Regions from separate parts of the Homo sapiens genome. Here all the other regions are linked to region 1. The links are chromatin contacts, found by Hi-C or POLR2A ChIA-PET in ENCODE. All regions are on one chromosome and are shown on one strand. The core of a region is the stretch at or near the end of the contact, and the rest is flanking DNA. Distances in the headings are between cores, read along the strand shown. Region 1 holds the start of RUNDC3B (RUN domain containing 3B). Region 2 holds the start of ELAPOR2 (endosome-lysosome associated apoptosis and autophagy regulator family member 2). Region 3 holds the start of SRI-AS1 (SRI antisense RNA 1).

The links. A loop is a pair of places that touch in the nucleus more often than their neighbours do. ChIA-PET counts read pairs that join two places held with the same protein, here RNA polymerase II (POLR2A). Pooled maps may share reads with other maps.
Region 2: a loop to region 1 is called in a pooled map, with 8 times the contacts of the local background. The contact joins the promoter of ELAPOR2 here to the promoter of RUNDC3B in region 1. A Hi-C loop is called at or near these places in 7 of 50 pooled maps.
Region 3: a map of endothelial cell of umbilical vein shows a loop between it and region 1 (5-fold over the local background). The contact joins the promoter of SRI-AS1 here to the promoter of RUNDC3B in region 1. A Hi-C loop is called at or near these places in 5 of 168 maps with a recorded cell type or tissue (CD4-positive, alpha-beta memory T cell, CD8-positive, alpha-beta T cell, endothelial cell of umbilical vein and 1 more), 9 of 37 single-sample maps with no recorded cell type and 15 of 50 pooled maps. POLR2A ChIA-PET finds 5 or more read pairs at or near these places in 1 of 52 experiments (CD4-positive, alpha-beta T cell).

Annotation. Positions count from the first base shown.
Region 1 is chr7:87,626,239-87,629,866 of GRCh38, forward strand. RUNDC3B (RUN domain containing 3B) reads left to right here and starts at 2,160. Exons shown (of 11, transcript NM_001134405.2): 1 at 2,160-2,707. The coding sequence starts at 2,586. It also overlaps a transcript of ABCB1 not described here. RefSeq lists an enhancer at 1,915-2,209 and silencers at 2,075-2,304, 2,355-2,404.
Region 2 is chr7:87,058,335-87,062,022 of GRCh38, forward strand. ELAPOR2 (endosome-lysosome associated apoptosis and autophagy regulator family member 2) reads right to left here and starts at 1,320. Exons shown (of 22, transcript NM_001142749.3): 1 at 991-1,320. The coding sequence starts at 1,179. RefSeq lists an enhancer at 282-782 and silencers at 1,048-1,117, 1,208-1,597.
Region 3 is chr7:88,213,890-88,217,990 of GRCh38, forward strand. SRI-AS1 (SRI antisense RNA 1) reads left to right here and starts at 2,771. Exons shown (of 3, transcript NR_120517.1): 1 at 2,771-2,868. SRI (sorcin) reads right to left here. Exons shown (of 8, transcript NM_003130.4): 3 at 3,233-3,302. LOC124901691 (a long non-coding RNA gene) reads right to left here and starts at 2,695. Exons shown (of 2, transcript XR_007060419.1): 1 at 2,554-2,695; 2 at 687-1,047.

The sequences.
Region 1 (3,628 bases), core at 910-3,409:
CATATATATGTCATATATATGTGTCATATATGTGTCATATATATGTGTCATATATGTGTCATATATATGTGTCGTATATGTGTCATATATATGTGTCGTATATGTGTCATATATATGTGTCATATATATGTGTCATATGTATGTGTCATATATATGTGTCATATGTATGTGTCATATATATGTGTCATATGTATGTGTCATATATGTGTCATATATATGTGTCATATATGTGTCATATATATGTGTCATATATATGTGTCATATATGTGTCATATATATGTGTCATATATATGTGTCATATATGTGTCATATATATGTGTCATATATATGTGTCATATATATGTGTCATATATATGTGTCATATATATGTGTCATATATATGTGTCATATATATGTGTCATATATATGTGTCATATATATGTGTCATATATATGTGTCATATATATGTGTCATATATATGTGTCATATATATGTGTCATATATATGTGTCATATATATGTGTCATATATATGTCATATATATGTCATATATATGTCAGAGAGAGAGAGAGAGAGAGAGATGGAGTCTCACTCTGTCGCCCAGGCTGGAGTGCACTGGCGCAGTCTCCGCTCACTGCAACCTCCGCCTCCCGGGTTCAAACGATTCTCCTGCCTCAGCCTACCGAGTAGCTGCCACTACAGGCGCGTGCCACCACACCCGGCTAATTTTTGTATTTTTAGTAGAGATGGGGTTTCACTATGTTGGTCAGGCTGGTCTCGAACTCCTGACCTCGTGATCCGCCCGCCTCAGCCTCCCAAAGTGCTGGGATTACAGGCGTCAGCCACCGCGCCCAGCCCATATATTTTTATTCTACTAAACAGAATAGTAGAATAAAATTAGACATGGTAGCTGAAAAGGATGATTTTTTGACTATTTTAAATAGAGATTTTTAAACTTTAAAAACCTCAGAAATTAGGAATTTACAACTTTATTACACAAACGTGCGTTGTTAAAACATTCAAGAGTAACAGTATGCCCTGCATTAACAGGGATAATATATAAGAAAAATAGAGATAGCCACACAAAACTATATATTCTCTGACATTCTTTGACAGAAACTTCAAAAGTAGAGGTGAAAGATACATGGATTTTGGAGCCACTGAAGCCGTGAAATTTCAGTAAAAATTATGTCAAATGTGACTTCAAATTAAATTCGAGAAACATTTATTGAGAACCTGTTCTATGTACAGCACTGTGCTAGGTCCCATAGGGAGAGTAAGTCATTTAGGATTGCACTCTAAAATCTGGGCATATTGGTGCAAAGGGAGGTGAACAGCAGGCGTAGGTGAGTGTCAGAGGACCTGACCCAAGCTGGGACCCTCCTGCAGGTAAAACGGTGGGTAGTGAGAAGCTCTAGGAAGGGGGCGCTTCCGAACACGCGCGTCGAGGAGGGCGTTCCAGGACTCTGAGGGAGCAGCCCAGCTGGACCGAGGCCGCGTCGTTCCTGGGCTTACTATTCCCAGACCCGGACTCCCGATTCCGGAGTCACGGCCCAGGACGCGAAAAGACTCTACACTGGCACCACGCTCCTCCTTAGGCGGGCCGTCAGTCCCGGGTGCGGGCTGCGCTGGAGGCTGAGGTGGGAGCGACATGGTGTGGAGGGGCAAGAAATGTCGGCACTAGACGCGCCAAGAAGGAGATTCTACGAGCAATTCCCCCCTCGGGCCATTGTGTTGCTGTTTATTAGCCCCTGGGAGGGCGTCAGGACAAAAGGAACCCTCCTCCCTTCTTAGTACTTAGGCCCAAGGTCGGGTGTGGGAGCCGGCGCGCTGCTTTCTAGGCAGGCACTGAAGCTACGGCAGCCACGCAAATAGGTATCAGCCGTTAAAGCTTGGCTACAGGCAAGGGGGGGGCAATAGGCCCCTGGCGCTGTGGGGCCCCGCATCCCACAATCCCCGCGGCTAGCCTGTGTGGCTACTGGCGGCAGCTAGCGGGCTGCGAAAGCGAGCCCAGCGTCCTTGACAGCAGCCCACGCGTCGGGGCGGGGCTTGAGCCCGCTGCTTTAAAAGGTCCGCGCGGCCGGCCCCGCCCCTCTGGTGCCGCGATTGGATCCGGCGGGGGTAGCGTTGATTTGATAGGCGCAGAGAGGGTGGGGCTGCGCACGCGAGGCCGGGGGCCTTGCCGCTGCCTCCCGGGCTGGGGCACGAGTGGCTGCGGAGTGTGGGTGGTTGGGCGTGAGGGGCCGACGGGCTCGCGCGCGCGCCGTCTGCTGAGGTCCCTCGGGAAGGAGGAGAGCGCCTGACGCCGACCCGCAGGCGCAGCCCGGCAGTCGGCGGCGCGCCGAGGGCGGAGGTGGTGCGTGCGTGCGTGTGTGTGTGTGTGTGTGTGTGTGTGTGTGTGTGTGTGTGGAGCTCGGGTGCCAAGGGCGAGCCGTCAGTCCCCGGGTGCGAGTCCCTGCTGTCTTCCACACCCTTCCTCCCTCCAGGCTCCTTTCCTACATCCTTCCCGCGCCCCCACGGTTGCGGACCGAGCGAGAACCCCCTTAAGCAGGTGTGGGGGGCGTGCGGGGTGGCACGAGACAAAAGGGGCACGGGGGTAAGCCCGCCATGGCCTCCCGGAGCCTGGGGGGCCTGAGCGGGATCCGCGGCGGTGGCGGCGGAGGCGGCAAGAAAAGCCTGAGCGCCCGCAATGCTGCGGTGGAGAGGAGGAACCTGATCACCGTGTGCAGGTACGGCAGCGCAGGGCGAGGGGAACCAGCCTCCCGCCGGGGCTGAGAGCTCTGGGCTTCCGCGCGGGTCCTTGGGGGTCCCGGGCATGATGGGCTGCCGCCCAGTGCCCCCGCCTATGTTGCGCCAGCCAAATCTGTGAGCGCGCAGCTCCTTGGACAGGGGCCCGGGTCTGGACACCGTCGCAGCCCTGGACTTTGTGTCAGTTCCAGTGCTGAAGGTACTGGAGGGTAGAGCTTGGGGCGGGGCTGGAGGAGGATTTGTTTTGAATGTGCAATCTAGCGTCAGAGTGAAAGAGGAGGGCAAGGAAGAAGAGCTCTTTCATTTAATGCCCATTCAGCTGTCAGCGAGCTTTGGATAAAGTGGTAGTTACTGTGATTGTTTACTGTGTTGCCCCCAAATCAGAGTGCATTTCGTTGTTTTGGCTTGTTTACATTATCTTCAGCCATTTCATTTCACACGTTAGTTGAGTGCCTACTACATGCCAGCCATTGTGTATGTGAGCGTGTGTGTACTATCCACTTTTCAGCTACAGTGCTAGTGCTGGTTCTGCAGTTGTTATTAAGAGTGGGACTGTGGAGGATACCTAGTCTTTATGTCAATGATTTATTTTAAGGCCTGCCTTTCCTTAATGCTTTATAACTGTAAATGTAGTATTTCCTTCAGAAAAATATAGAAACAATAAAAGAATAATTACTATTGGGCCGGGCGCGGTGGCTTACACCTGTAATCCTAGCACTTTGGGAGGCTGAGGCGGGCGGATCACGAGGTCGGAGTTCGAGACCAGCCTGGCCAACATAGTGAAACCTCGTCTCTACTAAAAATACAAAAAATTAGCCGGGCGTGGTGGCGGGCTCCTGTAATCCCAGCTACTCGGGAGGGTGAGGCAGGAGAATCGATTGAACCTGGGAGGCGGTTGCAAT
Region 2 (3,688 bases), core at 70-2,569, 570 kb before region 1:
AACGACCCATCGCCCTGATTCCTAACAATCTTCCTAAAAACAGTATCTATTCCATATATCCTCCCAACACAATCAAAGTAGGTCAGAAATGTTGCTTCCTTCCCCTCATTGATTTTCATTAAGAGGATGCACTTTCTGAACACTAAATGGAAAGATAAACACCCAATACAAGAACCAATGACACCCCCTGTAAATTTTTGGCACACTGTCTCGTTCTTCTAAAAGCCAGATAAAAATCTCATCTCCCATAGTTTATCCTTTTTGGCTGTAAAACAACAATGATTACAAGCTATAAAATACACCGCGGCAATACTTCAGCCAGGTGATAAAGCACCTCCCAAAAGAAGCATATTCACTGTCTTTTCTAATTTTCTCCATCATCAACCTGCATCTTCTCTACCAAGTACATACTCCTTTTTTTTCCCCCCCAAATTCAAATCCACATTTTGTCAGAAGGATGCTAAGTGACACCATACATTGGCTTAGCAAACCCACAGGGCCTTAATCAGGAAGCTGAGGGCAGGGGAGTAGGACGAAGGCGTTTGCAGAGACAGGGGAGTGGAGACAGGGGGAGGAGGAGCGGGAAATCCTCTGGTGTCTGTGTCTGGCTCTCTGGAAAAGCTGTGATGAGATGGTTCTTCAAATCCCACTGGTGGGGCTTCCCCAGTCTCCTCCCCTTCCTGAAATCTTTCCCTCGACCCCAGGTCCTCAAACCTGGCTGTCCAAAAAGGACGCCGCAAAGTCCTGCAGAGCCCCCAAAAGACACAAGCGCGGACAGAAAAGCATCCCCCGAGAGACAGCGAAGCCACACACCCTCTCCGGGCCAGCTACCAGGGCGGGCAACTTCACCCCTCGAAGCAAACGAAAGCCCCTGTTCTCCAAGCAAAGGAAAAGGGGATGGCAAACAGAAATAAACAGGAACCGCTCTCAGCCTTCATCTTCCGCGCCCTCCCCCAGCAAACTCCAGGTAGAGGACCAGGTGCTGCTCACCTCCTGGCAAGGAGGAAGCGGGCGGCTGGAGGAGGAGGGCAGGTCCCCAGCCCAGGCCGCCTGGCAGCCGGCGAGCGCCCAGCAGCAAATCCAGGCGGGGCTCCAGGGCGGCGAGCGCCCGCGGCGGGGAGCCTCCGCCGGCCGCCCCCAGCCCCTGCCCCGTACCGGCCCCCGGGCGCGGAACAGCATCTTCGTCCGGCCGCGGTCGGCGGGCCGGCGGCAAGGCAGCCTTCCCGGGGTGCGGCGGCAGCTCCGGCTCCCGGGCCGCGACTGCTGTGCGCTCGTCTCGCCGCTCCGTCACCCGCTGCCCGTCCGCCCGCTGACAGCTCTGCTGCGCTCGCGGCCCGGGCAGCCAGCGCCGATGCTCCCGTCACGCCGGAGGGAGGGACCGCGGGGCGCGGGCGCGGCGCGGGGGCGGGACGCGGGGCGGGGACGCTGGAGCTGGGGAGCAGGTGGCGCGGGCGGGGGCTGCGGCCCAGCCCGGCGGGTCCCCAGGGGCTGCGCGGCGCTCGCCTCGCGCTAGAGGGCGAGAGAGGCTGGGGACCCCGTGGAGTAGCCTGTCTCAGGTCCCCGTGGCCCACTGGGAGGGGCGCTCCCGGGATGAAGCCAGAGTAAATACAGGACATCAGGACATTGTTTTCTGGCGGTGGGTCTTTAAAAAGCTCGCCACTTTCCTCATTGCACACAAACACGCAGATGTGCCCTCGGAACATCCCTTGTAAGGATCCATGCTGGCTAGCGTCAGATCGAATTTCTAGTTAGGGTGTGCATGAAATGGCGGGGAAGAAAGAGGACTGAGGTGTAGACGTGGTGTGTGACTCAGTTTTCTCACCTATTTAATGAAAATAATACCCACCACGTAGGATTATTATGAGGATTAAGTAAGTTGATGTACATAAAGCACTTGGAAGAGTGCCTGGCACACAGTAGGTGACATGTGTTGGTAGTAGTAGCCATAATTATTGCTGCTATTGGTGTTATTTTGTGGAGATGTGTAACATTGGGCATTAAGCCCTGTGTTTTCTGGAGGAAACAGTTTCTCCATCTGTGCGATGATTGAGGTGCTCTTCGTTTTTTCTTTCATTCAAAAACATACTGAACTAGGTGATGGTGAACAAGATGGACATAAGGCCTTCCTCAGTGGCAAGGATCTCAAGATCCCTTCTTGATCTCAGATTCTGTAAATGGGTGAGTTATTGTGTTTTTCAAAAGAAGCATCCAAATTTCTGATTATTGAATATCTGGACAAATCCACGTGGCCCACTCATTATAAGTTGGCCTGTGGCACATTTGTTTGTGGCATTATCTCTAATATCCTTTTAACAAAATTTCCACATGAAAGTCTCTGTATATGTGTGTTTGTGTGTATGTATACACATATAGATTTGTGTATCACACCTATATTCTGATTATAACAATATATGTTATTTGTAAACATTTTGGAAAATATTGAAAAGTATCAGGAAGAATATAAAAATAACTAGAGATCCTACCACCCAGAGATAACATTGTTAATGGTATTAACATGTTGAGGAATTTCCTTGCTTTTTTTTTTTTAACTCTGTGTGTACTGCAAAACTGGAATAATAATTTGTAACCTGCTTTTATTTTTATTCTTAATAACATAAATATTTTCTCAAGTCATTAAAGTCTCCAACAACACAACTTTAATAATTGTAAAATATTTTCTACTCTTTAGATACATGTAATTTACTATTAGATATTAGGCATTGTTTAAGGATTCAGTGTTATTAATAATTCTGGAAAGAATGCCCTTGGAACATAATCTGTGTGCATCTTTAAATATTTTATGATAACTTTCTAGAAGTGAAAACATTGGATCACATGATATGTGTATTTTTAAAGTTTTTGACGAATAGTGTACAAATTCCTTCCAAAAAATTTGTAGCAATTGTTACCAGCAGTTTATGAGTATTTATTTCACATCACCCTAGATTATAATACTTCAGATATTTATCATTTTGGTAGAAGAGACAAAAGCTATTATTTTTAAAATGTATTTTTATCATTGGTGACATCGAGTGATTTTTTATATATATCTACTAGCTATTTGCATTTTTCCTTCTCATGTCAGGGTGTGAGAATTTTTCACTGGCACACTTTAGCCATTTTATTGAAGTTCCATTTTTTATTGATTCGTTAGCAATCTTCATAAGCTTTGTGTATGTTTATCATATATCTTACAAATACTTTTTTGTAGTCTTTTAAATTTACTTCTGATAGCTTTTCTGGCAGAAGCTTGTCATCTTTAGGTATTCAAATGTAGCAACATTTTCTTTTGTGATTTCTTCCTTTTTTATATCTAGAAGTACACGTATCTCTGCAAAATCATACAGATGCCTATGTTTTCTTATTTTGTTATATTTTGTTATTATTTCCTTTTTATATGCTTTATTCTTTAATTCATGTGGAATTTTTAGGAGTCAAATTATGTTATGATTTTTGTCATCTGAGAAAGAACTAACAACATGACTATTAAATTGAAAACAGCTTCTTTCCTTATAAAAATAAGAGTCGTCCAGTCAATGCACTTGGATCAAATGACAATTGTAGATTTTCCAGAGTAGGACAACTTGCCACTTTCAATAAATACTTTTCTCATAGTTGTCCCATCCATAAAAAAGATCTTGACCTTGGATAATTAAAATCAGCATAAAGGCTGACAGAGAAAGGAAAT
Region 3 (4,101 bases), core at 1,521-4,020, 590 kb after region 1:
GACACAGAAAATTTTCCATATTCATTAACTCAACAGCCACTGTTAAGTACTTATTATGTTCAGGGCTCAGGGTAACAGGAACTTTGCAGATACAGTTGTGAAACTGCATACCGTCCTAGCTGACAGTCTAAGGAAAAGATAAGTCACATACACATATAACCCTAATCATGGTAGAGTGCTGAATTATAATGGAGGGGCCAGAAAGTACCAGAAGGGATTGAGAAGTGAGAAGCTCCTTCCCAGTAAGAGAATCAAGAAAGACTTTATAGAAGACAAAGAATTTAAGCCAAGCCTTGAATGACAAGAATGATGGGGGCATTTGGTGACAGCTAAGGACCAGCATAAGCAAAGAGAGAAGTAGAAGGCCTAGGACAGGCAAAGCGTAAGTGAATAGCTCAATATGACTTTCAAAGAGTACAAAAGGAGTGGGAGAAAATATGTTTGGTCAGGGGAGGGTGCATTACAGAGGACCTTGAATTCCTTCTAAGCTGTTAGTAAAGACTGAGGAGGAGAGGGACAGATCAGGAAGATCAGGAATCTGGTCATCTTTTGTGAGAAGGATCTGAAAGGGCAGTGAGATGGCAGTGAACAAAAGTGAATGAACAAAAAATACACCATTCTAGACAGTTCCAATGAACTAGAACGCTGATGTCCAATAAGTTTTGGTAAGGAAAACTCTTTCTCAATTTTGTTAATAATATAGCTTTTATTAGTGTTAATTCTATTTTAAATAATTATTTAAAATTAATTAAAATTATAAGTATTATATATTAGTTACGTAAATGTAACTACATATAATTATAACTATAAATTATAATTAAAATTATTAATTCAACATTTTGAAATTATTTAAATTAAATAATGTTAATTTTAATAATTTCCAAAGAATCTCTGCTGTAATTTACCTTTACTCTTTTTCTTCTCTTCTGTTCATTCTACTAGAATGCCTCAAACATCTTTTCTTCTCACAGAAACATACAATATAATGGACCTAGAAGGAAAGCCCTACCTCCAGCTGTTTCTCTCAACCTTATCACAGACGAACAACTAAATTCAGGGAAAAAAGAGAAGCTGAATTACAATCTTACTGACTGGAACACAACTTCTCTCACCAACTCCACCTCTAGGTATGACTGCTTCCTTTTAAACTGGTTAAGAAGGGCCCATAGGCTCTGAGCTGGAGTATCCCACCTGCTCATCCAATTCGGACCTGTGCTTTTTGGTTTGGAAGTTGGGTTTAAAAGACTAATGGCCATATAATATCTGCATTACAAAACACTGACACCTCATAGGCAGGATGGTTCTGTGGTTCAGTACGGCCACCAGAGAGTAGGCAAATGGATTCAATCACATAGGCCCCATGATTCAGGAAATGCTTTCTCTTTAATGCATTGATCTAAGGCCATCACTAAATGTGGCTTTCTCAATGAAATTTTAAAAGGACTGCTCTCTAACAATATACAACCCATTTTGTTAGTCAGATTCTAAAATCTGCCACACCTCATCTACTGAAAGGATGTAGAATAACAGGCCATGCTGTGATCTCACTGCACTTTGATAAACCCTGCTAATAGGCAGGCCTACCTTGTTTACCAGCTCAATTGCGTAACAATTAACAATTTAAATGTACTGCCTACACAGTAAAGAATAACATCCCCTAATCCAAAAAGTGCTTATTTTGTTTAGGACTAGATTAAATAACAGGAACTTGAAAGGTTCTTCGTTTGTATTAATTCCTCTAATTAGGAAAGAGTAATAGGATACTAAAGTCACATAAAACAAAGGATAATGAAAACAAATGCAAAGAGTTCAAAGACAGCCATCTAATACATGCCATGTCAAATAGTTTTTAAAAAAAGGCCACTATAAATTCACAGCTGTGAATTCTAGTTTGAACATTTTAATCCACAGCTAACCATGAAATTGGGTCTTCAATTTGATGTTTTGTCTCAATTAACAACTGGCAAAGAAGTTGGTAATGTATTTGAACTAAGACATTATTCTCTACCCTGGAAATCTATCATGTTCAAGATCTAATTTCAAGAGGAACCACTTCATATGTGTTGGATGATGAGAAGCCCCCAGTTGGGATGCAGCAATTTTTTGGATTTTCTGAGACAGGCTGTCACCCAGGCTGGAGTGCAGTGGCACAATCTTGGCTCACTGCAACCTCCGCCTCCTGGGCTTGTATAATCCTCCCACCTCAGCCTCCTGAGTAGCTGGGACCACAGGTGCATGCCACCATGCCTGGCTAATTTTTAAATTTTTTGCAGAGACAAGGTTTCACTATGTTGCCCAGGCTAGTCTTGAACTCCCGGGCTCAAGCAATCCTCCCACCTCAGTCTCCTAAAGTGCTGGGATTACAGGTGTGAGCCACTGTGCCCTGCCAGGGATGGAGCATCTTTGCAGTATTTCATTACTCTCAGCTCATGGCAGAGTGTTCAAAAGGCAGGGGTAGGGTAAGGGCTGAATTATGGAGCAGCAGGTCCAGTAAGTAGAAAGGCCACTTCCCACTTAGCCTGAATACATTCTATGAAGTGGAAGAGGAAAGACCTGAGGGATGTCATGGCAACCACTTATGTTAGCAGGAGCATGCCCAAAGCTCAGAGACCAGGAGTGCAGGATAGGCCACTCAGGGACCAGGGGTGCAGGGCAGCAACTCAAAGCCCTAAGTGCCACCAGGTCAGGGCAGAGTAGGCTCTTGGCAAATAACAGTAAATATCAGTTCCTAATGTCAGTTAATGACCCCTGACCTGGCAGATTCCATTTCAGCACCCTACCTTGTCCTCTGTGAAGGAGGCCACCCAAACTGTCTCACTGGTTCTAGGTACACAAAACCCAAATCTGAGAAATCCACTAGATTGGCAGGTAGGATGGAATAATTTATTATTATTATTATTTTAAAGACAAGGTCTTGCTCTGTTGCTCAGGCTGGAGTGCAGTGGTACAATCATAGATTACTGCAGCCAAAAACTCTTGGCTTCAAGCGATCCTCCTGCCTGGGCCTCTGAAGTACTGGGATTACAGGTGTGAGCCACTGTGCCCAGCCTGGAGTGATTTAAAAACTGTTTTCAAATCAACATTTTGAAATAGTACTGTATTTTAGCTTTCGGAATTCTAAACTTTGCTAGATCCGACAAGCTCAGTTTTCTTGAAGGCTGTAATCACAAGTAACAGCTAAGATAGGAAACACAAGAGTATATTTAGACAAACTTTGGGACTGTCAACTTACGTTTGTATCCTCCAGCAATGCCAGACTGTGTCAGACATCTCTGCAATTCATCAGCATCTATCTGCCCATCCTTTTGAAAAAAAATTAGAGGAATCATAATAGTGATTTGTACTTTCAAGTTGTTTACCTTCAGCATTCAATGAAGCAATAACAACAAAGAAAATCAGTATCTTTTTTTTATTTAAAAGGAATGCCTTTTTTTTATTAAAAGGAATGCCTTCCAAAAGTGGGCATTCTTTTCCTTAACCCACTTCCAAAAGTAATTTAATGATGAAAGAAAGAGTCTGTCTTGGCAACTACTCTTCTCTCAATCTGAGCTAGCAAACTGCTACAGCTAAACATTTTAAAATATTTTTTTTTGATGGGGGTGGAGAGAGCAAGGTACAAAGCAGACATCAATAAATAGAAGGCTTGGTTCAAACAGAAAAAGGCCTCCTTGGTCACTTTTTCTTATGATATAGTGAATCATTTTTTTCAGAGCACAAATACATCTGGAAGATTCACATTAGGTTCCCAGTGCCCATTCACTGGCTGAACTGGGAAAGAACTAGATATATGTGATTTTTAGGGACTTTAAAATAAAATACCTAAATCTTCAAGTCACTGGGTATTATAAGTTATAAATGAGGAGCAAGATCAGCAATTTGAAAGACAATGGGTATGCTGAATACAGGCCAGGGCTGCTGAAAGCTAAGCAGGTGGAGTCACTTACATGCTGGAGGCACTGGCAATCTAAGAATGCTAGTCTTGAGGTTTGCCATGCCTTGTGGTTTCAAAGATACAGATCATTAACAGTTTAAGTAGATACTTAAGGGGAAGGTCTTCCAGTTTTAGACTATATTTTCCATTCAATTTCTTAAGCTGTATTT